Linked DNA regions of Homo sapiens: region 2 is linked to region 1. A link is an interaction called in ENCODE POLR2A ChIA-PET data of the cell type or tissue named here. Cell type or tissue: GM12878. All regions are shown on one strand. Links, peaks and the distances in the headings refer to the core of each region. The heading gives the core; the rest is flanking DNA.

Region 1 (5,374 bases), core at 309-5,308:
ACCTACTATGTGCAGGCCCTAAGCCAGGTGCTTCCTGGATTCAGGCCCTGGCATCACATTCCAGAGTGTCCTCAGATGGCTGGCATCTCTCATTGTCATCTGGGCACGATGATCAGAGGAAGCTCTCTCCAGGGTATATGTGGGTATGGGGGAGAGGAGTGTGGGTGGGAGCCTGGAGGCCCCTGCTTGATAGCTGTGAGTTCTCCCTCATGAAAGCCTCAGTTTCTTCACCTGTAAAACGGGGCCGTGATGCCTGCTGTGCAGGCCCATGTGACAACGTGCCTTGAAAGCGTGTGGGAAAAGTGCTTTGTGTGTTCAGTGAGCCCTCAAACTGGGCTGACTCTCCTCAAACCACCAGGAGCGAGCTTCCCGGAACAATCTAGCCACCAGCCTTTCCCTGCAGCTGACAGGCTGCGGTCACCACCGCCACCACCACCCTGAATTATTCAAGACCCTCCAGGCCTCAGTGGCAGCCCTTCCCCTCTCCCTGTGCAACCAGGCTGTCAACACCAGACTCTAGGCCTCTGCCAGTGATCTATGGACCTCAGGGCCCCCGAGCTTCAGCCTGCTCAGGTAGGGCCATGAGTGTGATAGGGCGAGGTGTGACTGAGCATGAGAGTGACAGTGAGCATGTGAGAGCAGGAGGGGGTGACAGTGTGAGTGCGTGTGTGAGTGTGGCTGTGAACGTGCATGAGGATGTGTGCAGGTGAGCATCTACATGAGTGCAGGTGTGAGTGTGCCACATTGTGTGTGAATGAGTGTGTGAGTGTATCTGGAGCCTGGGCTCTCCTTAGCTGCGGGGGAGCCGGGCTCAGGGAGGAGCTCCCTCTGGCTCAAGAGAATACAGTGATCTGAGAGCCAAATTCCAGCCTGGAGTGGGAGGGGGTCAGCTCACCTTTGCTTCTACAGTCCCTTAAGGGCTGGTTGGAGTGGGGAAAAAGCAGAGAAGCAGCAGTTTAGGAAAAAAGGTATGTAGTGGTTGGATCATGAAGAGGACTTGGAGTCTGTGGCCCTGTGGGGGCTCAGAACACTGTCAGATTATTTCGGTATGTGTCATTTCCCGGCAAGCTGAGACCCTCAGAAGAGAAGCAGTTGCCTCCCCTTGGTCCCTTTCCTCCTCCTGGGCCTAGGAGAGCTGCGAGCCCCTGTGGGCAAGAGGTGAGGACTGTTCTCTTGGATCTGTGGCCAGGTGGAAGCTCTCCAAAGTCTTGGGGGATGGGGAGGGTATGGAGGCTCACCAGCACCTTGCTGGAGGGCCCTCACCCATAGGCAGGAAGGACAGAGCAGACGTCTCTCTGGTACCCACTCCTACCAACGCACTGACCCTGGAGGGTTACTGCTTCGTGTGGGGTAAGATGGAGAACCTGGGAGGTTGGAAGCTGGTGAGATTTAGGAACTGGGAGCCTGCAGTGTGTGGAGGTTGTGGGGGTGGAATGTGTGTTTGGTGTGAGTGCTGGGGTCTGCGTGTTGGTGTGAGGAGGTGAGAGGCTGTCTGAGTTTGCCTTTGTATCTGTAAGATTGTATGTTTCAATCCCTGTAGGTGTGACTGTTTATGTCTTTTTGTGAGTGAGGACCTGTCTGTGTGATCACATGAGTGTGTACGATCTGTATTTGAGAGTGCATGTGTGTGGAAGCATGCTAATTGTGTGGGAGAGGTGAAAGATGATTGACAGGGAAGGGGCGGAGGGTGGGAGCCCACACTGAGTGCACAGTTTCATCCTTCCTCAGGCTCTGCTTGTCATGGCTGAAATCCCCTGGACTGCATTGGGACCATACTGCTGAGAGTCTGGTTGCTGGGCTTCAGCTGACAGAACATCAGAGCCCCAGGATGGGATAGCCACAAGTTGGGAAGGTGAGGCAGGGTGAGGGGCTTGATGATGGGGAGCAGGCAGAAAGAACAGGCTGCAGAGCTAGGGCTGCTGGAGCCTGATGTCTGGTCCAAGTTCCAGCTCCTCCACTCATGGGGTGAGCTGGGGCAAGTCACTTCACTCTCTGAGCCTCAGTTTCCTCATCAGAACAATGGGCCTGTACACTAAGCATTATCCACCCCAAATCCTAGAAGCCTGCCTTCTCCTCCTGGCTCTGGGAAGTTGACCATTGGAGGCCTGGGACACTGGCCTGTCTGGAGGCTGGGGAAGTATGAGACGACCCCTTCTTCCCTTCCCTGCGCCCAGAAGGCCTGACTTGTCCTACTGCACCCCTCCCATCACAGTGATCTGTGTGGGCTCATAACAACATAAGCTAGACGGTGATCCTGTATCACCTTCCTGCATTCTGGGAGGCTCGGCCTCCAACTCCCAGACCAGGGAATGGTCTCCACTCCTCCAATCCTTCCCAGGTTCAGAAGCAGGAATGGGGGAAGTCCTGCCTGTCCCCTCTCTGACTTTACTTTCCCTTTCTAGAGCAGGGGTATTCTGGGATGGGAGGACTGAGTGTCCCTGCTGCCTGGTCCTCAGAGTTGGCTAGCTCCCCCCATGCCCCTCATTCCCCCGCCTGCTCGCCTGTAGAGCTGTGGCCCGGGCAGCTGTCCGGCTGAGTGGGTTAGCAACACAAGACAGATGGCGAGGGATTATCTCAGCTTCTCAGAGCACGATGGTGGCAGCGGCGGGGGTGGGGGGAAGGCTCTCACACCCTCCCCATGTGTGTGTACACACACACACACAAATGCACACATGCAGCTCCCCGCTCCTGCCCCAGACCCAGCCCAGCCTCCTGCTATTTATGAGGCGGGCAGGAAGACAAGAGGAGAGATGAGATTATGAGAATTGGTGAGAACCGTGGGACTTGGCAATCTTGTCCCTGCCCCACTTGGCTCCCAGACCACAGGCTGAACCAGCTTCTCAGGCCCTTCTTGGACCCTGCCCCTGCTATTGTGATTTCTCTGCAGCTGCCACCACTGGGAATGGTACATTCAGGAGGGCATGGTTTTACAGAGAAGTTTGAGGCCCAGAGATGTGCGAGCTGCACTCAAAGTCACACAGCAAGTTTGGTTCATTAGCAGGGTAAGTTCTGGGGGGTGGCAGGTGGTGGAGTCTCTTAGCTGTCCTGGCACTGGCTGTGGGGTCCTTGGGTCTTCTGCAAACAAGGTGTTTGCCCTAGCACTTGATGCTGCAGCCCAAGGTCCCACAGGGGCATGTCACAAGGCCAGCTGCTGGCACGCAAGTACTCACAGGCACAGCCTCTTGTTCATATACACTGTCAGGCTCTGGGTGAAGGCTATGTAGAGTTGAGTGACAGAGCTGGGTCTCCAGGCTGTGTCACTGTGAAAGAATTGGGGCAGGGTTAGAACCCCACTAGAGTGAATTCTCCTACCTGTCCCTCAATTTGCCACAGGCAGATGGTGGAGGGACTTTCCAGCCTCGGCCACACACTCAGGCCCCCCTACCACCACATTTGCCCATTAACAGCCCCACTCCAAGTCCTGAGTCATCTATGCTGAGTCGCCTGGGGAGGAGTGTGGGCCAGGAGACTGGGCAGGATTTGCGAATGGCAACCCCAGGGGGCCCTTTTCCCAGCATGGGTGGGCGGGGCCGACGCAGTGGGGAAGGCAGGGTGGAGGCCTTCTGAGAGAACTTCTCTGCTCCTAGCTGCCAATGTCCTGACTTCGCCCCCGTCCCCAAGAGTGACTCAGTGTCTGCTGGATGCGGTAGTGCGGGTGCGGGGCAGTGCGGAGCTGCTGCGGGTTGCCCAGTGCCACTCCCTTCAGAGCAAACCCACTTCTTGAGGCCCCGAGGCCCCCGCCTGGGGGTCTCCTGTGTTCACGTGTGCCTGCCCAGGCTGTCAAGTGAAACATGACCTCAGGGTCAGCCTGGCCTGCCTCTGGGGCTGCATTATTTGCGGGGTTTCCAACATGATGGTACCACCCACACTGTCCGGTCACAAACAAGACCGACACCGCCAGGTTTACCTGCTCCTGCCCCCTCAAACCATTGAATCAGCCCCTCTCTTGCTATTGGATGAGAGGGGTTGCCAGGACCAAGCCCCTCCTCCCCACCGCCAAGGTGACCACACGTCTAGGTATCAGGGGTGGTGGGCCCACTGCAGAGCGCTAGGCCGAACTCATCTCCTGGATCCAGGCCAAGCTCCACCTCTCTGTCTCTCCAGACTCAAGTTGGTCATTTGTATCGTGAAAGCTGGACAAAACTATATCTAAGCTCCCCATCTTCCCTCAAAGCTTGGCCTGGGGAGCCCTACATGAAACCTTGGAGCTTCTGAGCCTTCCCCCACCCCCAGCGGGGGGCTTTTCGTTCTGTGAAGGTCTCAAAGTAACATTCTAAAGAGGCACCGTGAGAGCCAATCAGAGAGCCCATGTAAATAACGGCCCGCTGATTGGCTGTCTCCTTCACGCCCTGAACGAAACTTCAACTTCATCAACTCAGCGAAGATTTTTTCCTCTGGCCTCGCGCGCCCTGCAGAAGGCGGGGCTGGGGGGTCACCCGAGCCTTCTCCCTGCCGCAGGCTACCTGGGCCCGCCGAATGGGATCGCGCTGGGACAGGCGGGGGCGAGTGTGCCGCCCTGACCCTGGCCCCGGGGGTGTTATTCTGGTACAGAATCCCCCGCGGGGGAGGCCCGAGAAGTGAGGCACCCCCGCTTCTTTGTAGGACCGCCACAGAACGGGCTGCAGGCCGCGAGTATAGAGCTTGGCTGGGCGGGATCGATATCTGCCCGCTGGACTGATGCGCGAGGGAGGCTGCTAGACAGGCTGGCTTTGCGGCAGTGTGATGGCCGCGCAGCACCCCCTGACCCCCACGGCTCCCCAACCCCGCCATTCCCTTCATCTAGCGCTCCCGGGGAAGCCGAGGCGGGCAAGTGGCGTAGCGATGGAGGGCGCACCCAGGGGCAGCGACGCTCCCTCGCTCTGGCTCCCAGCCCTGGTGGTGGGTGCAGGAGTGAGGGTAGCCCAGGGTCGCACCCTGCTCCCAACCTCGGCTCGTCCCCACCCTCCACGGTCGTCCGCAGCTCGAGGCAGCCTGCATTTCTGCCAGTATCCTGTCCCCTCGCCCGGTCCTTCGCCCTCCTCCCACTTTCATTGTGTGTCTCCTCTCTGGCTCTGAGGTTCCTCCTCCCTCCCTTCTCTCTCTGGGTGTCTCCGTGTCTATCTCCACATCTCCATCTCCATTTCTTTCTCTGCCTGTCTCTGTCTCTAGCTGTCTCTGTCCCTCAGTCTCTGCTCAGGTCTCCGCTCGCCTCTTGCTCATTTTCGTTCCTCTCTTTGTCTGTCTGACTCTCTCTTGTCTCCCCCCCTTCAGTTACCCCCAACCCCCCGCACACACACACACCTCACAGCCCTGTTTACGACATCCCCTGGGCTGGCAGGTGGGCGGGGCTGCAGCAGAGCGGGGGTGAGAGAGGGAGACGCAGCCTCCCCCCCAG
Region 2 (5,374 bases), core at 97-5,096, 290 kb after region 1:
GAAATTTTCCTGATTCTTGACAATGGGGGCTGAAGAACGGATGTTACATTCAGAGAAGAGCAATTCTATCAGCAGGCCTAAGCAGAAAGGAAGGAAGCCAGGTGGGATGAAGTGGGAGAGGTGAAGCCTCAGGTAAGAGAGGGTCAGAAGTAAAACCCATACAAACAGACTGTGAAAAAGAAACCAACCAACAGTAAGCAGTCTGACAGGCTGTCTTTGGAAGTCCCAGAGTCCTTTAAAAGAAACTCTTCACTTATGGGCCTTGGATTCAGCCTGTAACAACCGGATCCTGTAATGGTCTGAGACTCCTTTCTTTCTTTTAAAAAAATTTTTATTTTCACTATTTTTCCCCTAAAATCAAATCAACCAATAACAATGCTAGAAAAGTTGCCCTGGATGCAGCCTTGCTGTTTTCTCTCATCCAGAGACAGGGATTCAGACATGACAGATCATCTGCTTAATCACTACCTGTTCGATCCTGACTGGTAAATAAACCCTCCTCTCTAAAGCCATACAAAGTAACTCCAGAAAAGAGGCATCAGTGGGGCAGTGCTTAAGAAATCTATTGCTGGTCTAAGCAAGTGCGGCAAGGTGCTGTATTAAGATCATACCTATGGCCAAAGGCACCAGTGGAAGGGACTCAGACTTAAGGATGCTGAGTGCCAGAGCCTTCTGAAAGGTGGTGTCTAACAGTCCTTGGGAACTTGGAGCTGGAGGAGAAGCCCACACCCTACCCAATACTTCAGCCAAGCAGACATGGCAGAAAATGCCTCATTTCAAGGGAATGGTGTAAGAATGAACATGCCAAAGGAGAAACATTAGGAGAAAGGATTGAGCTCCCACCACCCCCTTTCAAAACAAAAACCAGTGATCAAAGGACCAGCACTGGCCTCCAGAAGCCCCCAAATTGTCTACTAGGCAAAAAGGTGCTACTCCTAATTCGTGATCTCAGCTTACTACAGAAAAGGAACCTGGTCATACCTCTTACCTCTGAAGGTATTCAGCCTGAAGCATGAACAGGCCAGATTAAGAGTGTAGCTAGGCATTCCAGTGAGAGACCAGAATAAGGAATATCCAAAAAGCTCAGGTGGCAAGTGAAACTGGTAAATTTTGCAGAATGCCAACTAACCAAAACACAGAAAAAGAACACAAGCCAAAATATTGACATACATGAGGAAAAGTACCTAGAAATCATTCTAAAACTCAATAAAAGAGGACAATTACTTGCAAGAAAATAAAGAAACTATGGACTATTGAGAGAAAAAAAAAATAGAACTGAAACATGACCAAGAAGCAAAATTCCGCCCTCATCAAAATGTCCAAAGGTACTTTCCATGGTTGTCCCTTAGCCTGGGCTGTCATTTGATGAATCTTGAAATGTGTCTAGGAAAAAAGTGGGCAGTAGAGAAAGCAAATGCTCCCACTGCTCCCTTTTTACTTGGCAATACCAGCAATCAAATATTAACTTCACCATATTTTAAATTACTGCCCCTAAAGATCTTACCACCAGGTAAACGAGATAAGATACTGGCCCATCAAAAGATAATTAGCAATGTGTGGCATTAAATGATAAGTGTTATATACATAATATAGGCCACAAATACTAGGACTTTAAGAATAAGAAAAAATAAACACTACTTCTTGAGGTCAGGGGATTGATGGCCAGCCAAGGACCTGAGGGGTAATAATAAACAACAAATATTTAAAGGAAGAACCCCCAAATATATTACTTTCTGTGTTTTCATTTTCTGTAAAACGAAGATAGTGATAGCACTTAATATAATTGTATGGGTATTAAATGAGATCATGCATGTAAAATAATTAGCAGTCTTTGTCCTACAAACACTTAAAGAGTAAGTTTCATACTTTCATCAGGTTTCACATATCAATTAATTATTTAAAATAAAAATAAAATCACACAAACTCAAAAAATGTCACCTGTTACATGATCACATCTCTATTCCTCTGACCTTGGGAAGCCACCAGATATATTACAACTCACTACAGAAACAAGAAAAGGATGAATGATTCAGTGTGAACCCACTCCCAACCCTGGAAACCCCCAAATCAAAGCAGGATGAGTCAAGGACCCTATCTGAAAATAAGGAAGCTTTCAGCCATTTTCCAGGGACTTTCAGCAACTTCTCCTGACAACAGTAAAAATGTAAGATAAGACCTACCGAAGTCAAAGAGCAATCCTGGCAGGACTCCAGAACTTGGTTCACCCCACCAGTATGATGGGAGTTTGAAAGAGACACTGTGAGTATGGGTCTTAGTCCTCCCATTTGTGAAACAGAGAAAAACAGTATCTATCTTCAGTCTTCTCGAAAAATTGACCAGCACGTACCCATGAGCACATCAAGATCTGTGGGCTACTTGGGATCTCCACAGAATGAGCATTCATATCCTGGGACTCACAAGGGTGTCTCCACAATGTGACCACACACATAACCCATTCTCTTCTCACCACCACCTCCACCAGATCCAGCCCAATAACTCTCAAGTTGAAACAAATGGGAATATCTGGGTGAAAAACATAGTTGTTCATAAAACTGTTTCCTCTTGCCTCCCCCTGGTCTGCTTCTGGAACTTAATATTTTCATTTACCTAGTCTTCCTGCTCACATTGGTTAATAATTAACATTTTTCAATCAAGTGATATGTTAATTATTTTACATGCATTATTACATTTAATACTCATAGCAATTCTATAAAGTGCCATCACTATCTTCATTTTACAGGAAACTAAGATGCAGAAAGTAACTTGCCCAATATCACCCAGCTGGAAAATGCAAAAGACGGTTTCCTTTTTTTTTTTTTTGACATGGAGTCTCGCTCTATCACCCAGGCTGCAGTGCAGTGGCGCGATCTTGGCTCACTGCAACCTCTGCCTCCCAAGTTCAAGTGATTCTCCTGCCTCAGCCTCCCCAGTAGCTGGGACTACAGGCCTGTGGCACACCACACCCAGCTAATTTTTTGTATTTTTAATACAGATAGGATTTAACCATGTTAGCCAGGATGGTCTCGATCTCCTGACCTCATGATCCACCTGCCTTGGCCTGCCCAAGTGCTGGGATTACAGGCGTGAGCCACCATGCCCGGCCACAAAAGATGGTTTCTAAACCCGGGTCCATCCAGAGCTCAAGCTCTTAGTCATTACACAGTTTTGGGTCGACTTTTTTTTTTTTTCTGAAGGAAGGGCAGCTATGAAAAACTTTTAGCTAAAATCATACTTAATCATGAAAGTCTGAATGTTTTTCTGCATGAATAGAAAAAGAATGTCTGCTCTTACCACTTCTATTCAACATTGCACTTTGGCAGTCCTAGCCAGTGTAATAAGGCAAGAAAAAGAAACAAATGAGAAACAGATTAGAAAGGAAAATATAAATGTCTTTTTTTCATTGACCACACAATTATGTACATAGAAAATCCCGATTAATATACAAAAAGAAAGTTAATAGAACAAATAAGTGAATGTATTCAGGTCACAACATACAAAGTCAATATATGAAACAAAACAAAACAATGATATTTCTACACACTACAATGAGTAACTGAAAAATGAAATTAAATGAATAATACCATTTATAATAACATGAATAGAATACCATAGCAAAAAAAACCACGAAACTTCCAGCTAAATTTAACGAAATATGTGCAAGACCCATTCACTGAACTACAAAATGTTACTGAGTTACTTTTAACCTAAGCCTTCAAATACTACTTACATAATTAAGAATAATTAATCAGTCTAGCATTCAAGACTGATTAAAATATCACCCTAGGCTGGACGCAGTGGCTCACACCTGTAATCCCAGGACTTTGGGAGGTCAAAGTGGGAAGATCACTTGAGCTCAGGAGTTCAAGACCAGCCTGAGCAACATGACGAAACCCTATCTCTGCAAAGAAAGGAAGACAATATCACCCTAATCTACCTCTCCAGGCTCCTCATTTTCATTCCCCTTTCATTTTGTTTTTTGTTTTTTATTATTCCATAAACATCCCCCCTCTGCTACTGAGAATGCTGCTCTTGCTGCATGAAATAATCAATTGATTCATCTCTATCCCCAAACTACTCTCACCTCAACTATCTCTGATTATTGGAAACCCTTCTCAAACTACTTCTCCAAGAAACTTTCTTTAATCTTCTAACCAGATATTATCTTTCTTTCCTTTTTGACTCTTCTCCTCCTCCCAAAAGCACTATGTTGGCATATTTTACAGTGTTTATCATATTCTAAGTTAAATTACTGTTATATGATTGTAAGCTCATCAATGATGGTGACTGTATCTGATGCAGCTCCTCTAAAGTAACTTGTTCTTTACACAGAATATATATTTAAATATTTGTTGAAGCAAACATTGAAAAGATTGAATTAAAAGAAAGTTATTTTTGTAATAAAACTTTTGGGATACCAAATTGCATCACTGTCACAATAGAATTCATGATGTCCTGACTTTTGCATGGGCTGGACCAGATGTTTAGCCATTTTGTGACCTTCCTCTCATTCAATTCTGAGGAATGTCAATTCAGCTTGGCTTCTGTTAGTTGGATCAATATCAAGATCAAGACCAAGTAAAACATCCCAGCATAAAGGACAAAGACAGATCCTCAGTCTTTATATAACAGATCAGGGAAAGAAGGTGTAAGGGAGCCAGTGTCCTCAGCACAGGGCAGGAAACTGTGAATGATAAACAGAACCACTGTGGATTCTGTTTCTGGGGAGAGAAAAAAAAAAGTAATCTGATCATCACATCTTGGAGGTCTGCGTTGCTTGCAGAATACAGAAACTTTCTACAGTACCTGTGCCTCTGCTGCTCTAGAAACATCTGCAAGGGTAAATGAAATGTTAACCACCAGTCCTGCCCCACACTCAGGAGGCTAGCAGCACAATCAGGTCCTGAACAGAGGCATAGAGCAGAGCTGACAGGCTCCGGAAGTGTCAGGCCTCTGTCCCAGAGAAGGTCCCTGGAGAGGCCATTTGGATCTTCCTGCATATACAAAGTGGGAAGGGAATGTTACTGTAGAATGGAGCTCATATGCCACACTCTCCCAACTAGCCAGAGAAGGAAGGCTCCTTAATTTAACTTCATTTCATAATTATCAAAAACATTATAGCTGATTAGCAGCAATTAATCACACTCCATAAGTGCAAATTTGTCTTTTGACCCCAGACTGGCAAAAGCTTCCTAGCTCTTTGCCTGGGTACAGAATGTCCTTTCATGTCATCCTAATACCTTTTAATCGTCCTCTATGTGTGCTTCAGTTCTTACAACCTGACATGGAGCTCTAGTTCAGCAAGATTCATCTGCGTGTATTACTGTTTTTAAAGAAGTCTACTTTAATTAAATATAAAAGTCATTGTTCAAACTTG

Evidence for each region. ChIA-PET counts read pairs that join two places held together with the same protein. Peaks named below come from ENCODE experiments on the same cell type or tissue, not always from the same donor. Only the 100,000 strongest peaks of a DNase experiment are listed, where the experiment ranks them.
Region 2: POLR2A ChIA-PET joins it to region 1 with 5 read pairs; 3 of 35 experiments call an interaction of 5 or more read pairs at or near these places.

The regions. Positions count from the first base shown.
Region 1 is chr5:139,742,000-139,747,373 of GRCh38, forward strand. It overlaps PSD2-AS1 (PSD2 antisense RNA 1), which reads right to left and starts at 4,224. Exons shown (of 3, transcript NR_105053.2): 1 at 4,195-4,224; 2 at 3,171-3,260. It also overlaps a transcript of PSD2 not described here. RefSeq lists enhancers at 1-509, 510-1,058, 4,094-4,741 and a silencer at 1,977-2,570. In GM12878, for the core only: no CTCF peak of the experiment used is centred there; a DNase peak (open chromatin) is centred at 3,276; H3K4me3 peaks cover 396 bases; H3K27ac peaks cover 294 bases.
Region 2 is chr5:140,031,157-140,036,530 of GRCh38, forward strand. All of the region lies in intron 1 of NRG2 (neuregulin 2), which reads right to left. Among named protein-coding and RNA genes, the nearest start is that of NRG2, 9.5 kb to the right of the region's middle. In GM12878, for the core only: no CTCF peak of the experiment used is centred there; DNase peaks (open chromatin) are centred at 2,057 and 2,319; H3K4me3 peaks cover 209 bases; H3K27ac peaks cover 2,753 bases.